Linked DNA regions of Homo sapiens: region 1 is linked to region 2. A link is a contact called in ENCODE Hi-C data. All regions are on one chromosome and are shown on one strand. The core of a region is the stretch at or near the end of the contact, and the rest is flanking DNA. Distances in the headings are between cores, read along the strand shown. Region 1 holds the start of EPG5 (ectopic P-granules 5 autophagy tethering factor). Region 2 overlaps SETBP1 (SET binding protein 1).

The links. Hi-C counts contacts between places; a loop is a spot of excess contacts on that map. Pooled maps may share reads with other maps.
Region 1: a pooled map shows a loop between it and region 2 (4-fold over the local background). The contact joins the promoter of EPG5 here to the enhancer-like site in region 2. A Hi-C loop is called at or near these places in 2 of 168 maps with a recorded cell type or tissue (left colon and mammary epithelial cell) and 4 of 50 pooled maps.

What each region holds. Positions count from the first base shown.
Region 1 is chr18:45,965,932-45,968,631 of GRCh38, forward strand. It overlaps EPG5 (ectopic P-granules 5 autophagy tethering factor), which reads right to left and starts at 1,398. Exons shown (of 44, transcript NM_020964.3): 1 at 1,246-1,398. The coding sequence starts at 1,308. RefSeq lists an enhancer at 1,157-1,658.
Region 2 is chr18:44,724,468-44,727,167 of GRCh38, forward strand. All of the region lies in intron 2 of SETBP1 (SET binding protein 1), which reads left to right. Among named protein-coding and RNA genes, the nearest start is that of SETBP1, 45 kb to the left of the region's middle. RefSeq lists enhancers at 867-916, 1,047-1,236. Within about 2 kb of position 1,289, at least 21 of the 41 ENCODE cell types and tissues checked have a DNase peak (open chromatin) inside an H3K27ac peak, as active enhancers do.

The DNA of each region.
Region 1 (2,700 bases), core at 148-2,647, 1.2 Mb after region 2:
AATCCCAGTTACTCGGGAGGCTGAGGCAGGAGAGTCGCTTGAACCCGGGAGGCGGAGGTTGCGGTGAGCCGAGATTGCACTCCGCCGAGATTGCACTCCAGCCTGGACGACAGAGCGAGACTCCATATCAAAACAAAAACAAAAACAAAACAAAACATAGGCTGGGCGCGGTGGCTCACGCCTGTAATCTCAGCACTTTGGGAGGCCGAGGCGGGCGGATCACGAGGTCAGGAGATCGAGACCATCCTGGCTAACACGGTGAAACCCCGTCTCTACTAAAAATACAAAAAATTAGCCGGGCGTGGTGGCAGGCGCCTGTAGTCCCAGCTACTCGGGAGGGAGGCTGAGGCAGGAGAATGGCGTGAACCTGGGAGGCGGAGCTTGCAGTGAGCCGAGATCGCGCCACTGCACTCCGGCCTGGGCGACAGAGCAAGACTCTGTCTCAAAAAAAAAAAAAAAAATACATATACATATATATACACACACACATATGTATATATGTACGTATATATGTATATATGTGTACATATGTATATATGTGTATATATGTACTATAATAAAATGAAAATCCAGACTGCACTTATAAACAAATCAACTTAAAATCACTCTAATACCACATGTAGTCTAATACAGGAAACTCAGAAAATTCAAACACTTCCCTACTGTGTGAGTCCCGCCCTGGGTTAATTTCTAGCCATTCATGCCCCTTATAAACAATCAAGACAATAAGAAATAAACAGAGGCAGCACTACTATCATCTTGAACTTTCAAAGTGATCAGAAATGGCACAGCACTAGTCTACTTATAAAGTTCTGCCAAAGGTACCTTCTCCGCGTGGAGGAGGGGAACATTCCCTCTTTATGCATGGCAGGGACTAAAAATGTTCTAGGATATAAAAGAGTAAAGAGAGAGTCAACGATGGGGCTGGAAAGAGAAAAATTATTTCACGGCAGGAAACCAGACCCAGGTGAGGAAAGCCAAGAGAGCAGAAAAGGAAGAGGCCAGTGAAGTCACAGGAGGGAGAAGGAAAAATGGGGTCCTGACAGAGTGTGGCAGGGGGATATGGAGAAGGAATGGAGGAGAAGGGCCGGTGTCAACGGGTGGTGGGATCAAATATTGGAAGGTGGAGGCGGAAGATGCAGAGGGCTCAGGGAACGGGAGTAGAATTGGCTGGGGAGGCCGAAGAGAGGAGCAAGGAGACACAGCACACTGCCAGAGCCTCGGGAGGGTGGGGGAGATCCTCACCTTTGTTTTAGTCCGGCTGGCCTTGGCCTTGGCCCGGCGCTGGGGCTTCACCGCCTCGGCCATAGACCCTTCCGCGGCGCCGTCACCGTTTGTTTTTGTCAAACCCCTGCGCTTCAAGCAACCTGCCCGGTTCTGGCCTCCGGACTGTCACATGATCGAATCTCCGCCACTCCCGGAGAAGAGGCGGTGAGTCGGCGCCTCTACGGGCCGCAACGTAGGACAAACCACTCCAGGACGCATTTGCACTGGAGGAAGGCAGGCCCGCCCCCTTCCCGGAGCCCAGGCCCCACCCCTAGCCCTGGCTCCACCCGGCGCGCAGGTGTCTTGGGTTGCGCTGGACAAGGGCAGCGACCCAGGCTGACCCACCTCCTCCGTCTCCCGGCTCTGCGGAACCTCACTCAGTGCGGATCCCGGGCGCGCTCGCACACCTCACCCGCGTCGGCTTGAAGAAATCCGGAAAGTGGGTTTGCCATTCTTTTTTTTCATCTTCAGATAAACCAGATCCAGTCGGTTAGCCTAAATCCGCACTGCGCGCAAGGAAGAAACCCTGACGCCCATCGGGGTGTGCACTTCGGCGTCCTCTTTTGTAAAGGGGAATGATCACACCTGCCTTTTCGGATGTCATGAGAATTTAATGGGCTCTCCCAGAAAGGTGCCTGGTAGCGGCAGGCATGTCGGTACATGGTAGTTATTAATTATCATTACTGTACAAATTCCCAGACTGGAAAAAAGACATGTGCTCCTAAAAGGACAGGCAAACAGGTAACAAGATAAATAAGATCCGTAAAAGTATTCTTAGTATACATTTTACAGTGTGCTTCATTTGAAATTTCCAGATGTGAAAAACTTGTCCACATCTTCCCTTCCCAGCTCTAGGATTTCTGTGATTTGCTTGTATCCTTATTGTTAGTGTCTGTCAATCCTCCCAGAATGTAAGATCCTCAAAGGCAGGGTTCTTAATTTTGTTGCCTGATGTATCCAAGGGTCTTTAGAACACTGCACGTAGTAGCACATAGTAGATACTAAATAAATATTTCGTGAATCACACAAATGAGTATGAGTTTTGTCTGGCGGTGGGGTAAGATCGTTGAAATGGAGTGGGCCAGGCGCAGTGGCTCACGCCTGTAATCCCAGCACTCTGGGAGGCCGAGGCGGGTGGATCACCTGAGGTCAGGAGTTCAAGACCAGCCTGGGCAACATGGTGAAACCCCAACTCTACTAAAAATACAAAAAAGTCGCCGGGCATGGTGGTGGACGCCTGTAATTCCAGCTACTCGGGAGGCTGAGGCAGGAGAATTGAACCTGGGAGGCGGAGGTTGCAGTGAGCCGAGATCGCACCATTGCCCTCCAGCCTGGGCAACAAGAGCGAAACTCCCATCTCAAAAAAAAGAAAAGAAAAGAAAAAGAAGAAAAGGAAATGGAGTGTATGGGAGGGAGGAAAAAGACCATCCACCC
Region 2 (2,700 bases), core at 39-2,538:
TAAGTGAGAGTGGGAGTCTGTTTACAGATTGTCTCTCATCCACTGTGATATGTTAATTTTTCTGAGCATCTTTTGATCAGATAAGCAAATCTCAGAAGCACAGCTCTTGTTCTGATTGCTTTAGGGGCATCACTGTACCTCTTGTGGTTAAACATAGTAGCCTGTGACACCAGCCCTGGAGTGGAGTGTCTGGGCTGGGAGGATGAGAAGGTAAAGCCTAGAGGATTTGAAGAGGACAGGGTCAAGGGTTAAAGGACAGGGGTTAGCAGCAGGCAAAGGCCCAGGATTGAAATATTTGCTGAAGGCTGACAGGCAGCAGAATAGAGGCAGACAAGTGGCAAATTCCTGTTTTCTCCTCTAATTGAGAAAATATTTTGAGTGGTATTCAGTCAGACTACATAATGAGTGGGGGTGGGGCTGGAAGTGGAAAGAAAGAATATGAATGAGCAAGAATATTATTAAATTACTGCAAGAAGCCAAAGTGTGTGCAGAGTTCAAGGAGCTGTATGAATGTGCCCTCCTTCCTTGCTTCCTAATTTGGGATGCACAGCATTCATTTCTTCACTCACTCATTTAGCACATGGTCACTGGCAATGGGGGTTTACTTTCAAAGGAGGGTTTAGTAGCTGCCCATAGAGTTACCATCAGATAAATGTAAAAGGGGCCAGTTTTCTCTCCCAAGGCTAGGGAGACACATAAGCAGGTGATTGCAACACGTGAGACTCCCATCTTGATGCTGTTATTGTTCTTTTCTTTTCAACATCTAAATCTGGTAATCATCTGTATCTGCTCACAGTTTGGGGAATAATTTCATATAATTTCACATCTAAGAGAGACTATAAAGTGATTCCTGCACTAAGTCTGGCTATCCCAGGGCCTCTGTTCTTAATGAGTTACCTGTACTGTCCAAGGAATTGTGTAGCAAAACTGGGTTGGGGGGTGTGTGTGGAGGGGCAGAGTCTGGGTTTGGGGAAGTAGTTAGGAAACAAAGCAGTTATGTCTTGACTCAACCATAACCAGCCTGCCCTTGCTTGAAAGATTCGGCTTTCATATTTTAGGAGCACAGGTTCATTTTGTTTTCTAGGCTGACAGTGAATAGCACTGATGGTTTATTCACCAGGACCTTTCCTGAATTATAGGGGCATATAGCTGGGAAGGCCTTTAGGGTCATTTTGCCAATAGGAACCCACAGAAGTTAAGGGACATCCTCCCGGTGCTATGTGAGGTTGTGGCAGAGCTGGGACCTCCTCCCCCTCGGCCCCCTGACTTCCCAGCGGCTCTGGGTGTGCTGTCACCTCTTCCAGGAAGTGATGACTCAGATTATTTTCATCAACATACCTCCCCCCTCCAACTCCGTTTTCTTCCCACAGCCACCAAAGCCAATAATAGACTAAGGCAGTTTCAGTTTTAGACAATTTCCTTTTTTACTTAGAAATCTATGGTTAGAAAAGGGTGTAGGGTGGTAATAGTGGCCAGGGGTGGGGAGGGAGGCATGAGAAGCTTCAAAGGGGATGGGCATCTCCTGGCTCTCTGGTGGCCTGGATGGAATTAGAACCAAGAACTTTCATATGACCTTGAGTAGATCTCTAAAAGATTCCTTCCCTCTGAAGTTTTTTGACTTTTAAGTTCAGAAGGGAATTTCCTTTCCACCAATTCAGGGACCATTCCTAAAGCTTCATGAAACCCTTACATAATTTTTAAACTTTAACAACTAACTCATGTGAGTTGTTACACATAGCTTGTAAGTGACATTTCAAGCCTTCTTGATTTTCATTCCAACAGTTCTAGATACATAATACATTCTTTTCAAGGAAGGTAGGGACTTTGTTTTGTTGTAGTAACTAAAGCTGGCAATCATTGAAAGAGATTATGAATAATCAAATAATAATACTTATCTCTTGAGTTCTGTATGGGAGGCACCAATCTAAGCCTACTACCTGCAAATGTATATGTAATCCTCCCCAAAACTCTTAAGAGGTAAATCTTACTGTTCTCATTTTGCTGATGAGTTAACTGGCATGGGGAGGTTGAATAACTTGCCAAATGACATCTAGAGAGTATATAAAAGAGGTAGTGTTTGAAGTCCAGTTAGTCTGATTTCAAAGTTCATATTCTTAAACACAAAGCTATATAGGACCGCCTCCCATTTGCAGATTAGAAGTCATAAACTGTAATAATATTACTTTCAAATTTCATCACGTGTTTGATTCTAAGTGACATGAACTTGAAGTTTATTAAATATGTAAAGTACACAAAGACTTCATAAAGGCCCTATTTTTAATAAATGCCTCAAGCCACACAACTGTGTGCTTCGTTACATAATTTGTTTTTGTAATAATACGTGGAGAAGAGCCCAAGATGAAAGGGCTGGCTAGATTATTGTGTGTCAGTTGTGCACACACTCTGTTTCTGTTTTTCATTCTGGGATCAACTGGGGAGATAAATCCATTTGCCATTGATCTTACCATCGTGAGGGTGGAGTGGTTATCAGAGGATCCTGGAAAGTTTAAAGCATTATCCAAATGCAAAATAAAAGAGGTGGACAGCTTTTTATTTTTTTTAACACTATAAACATGTTTCAGTTTTGCTGTTCAGACTCTTCTCTCTGAAGTCCTTTTCCATAATGTTCGTTTGGGTAACTAGCATTGGAACATTTGGATAACTCAGTGTTTGAGCTCTCTGGATGAGTTGCATGCATTT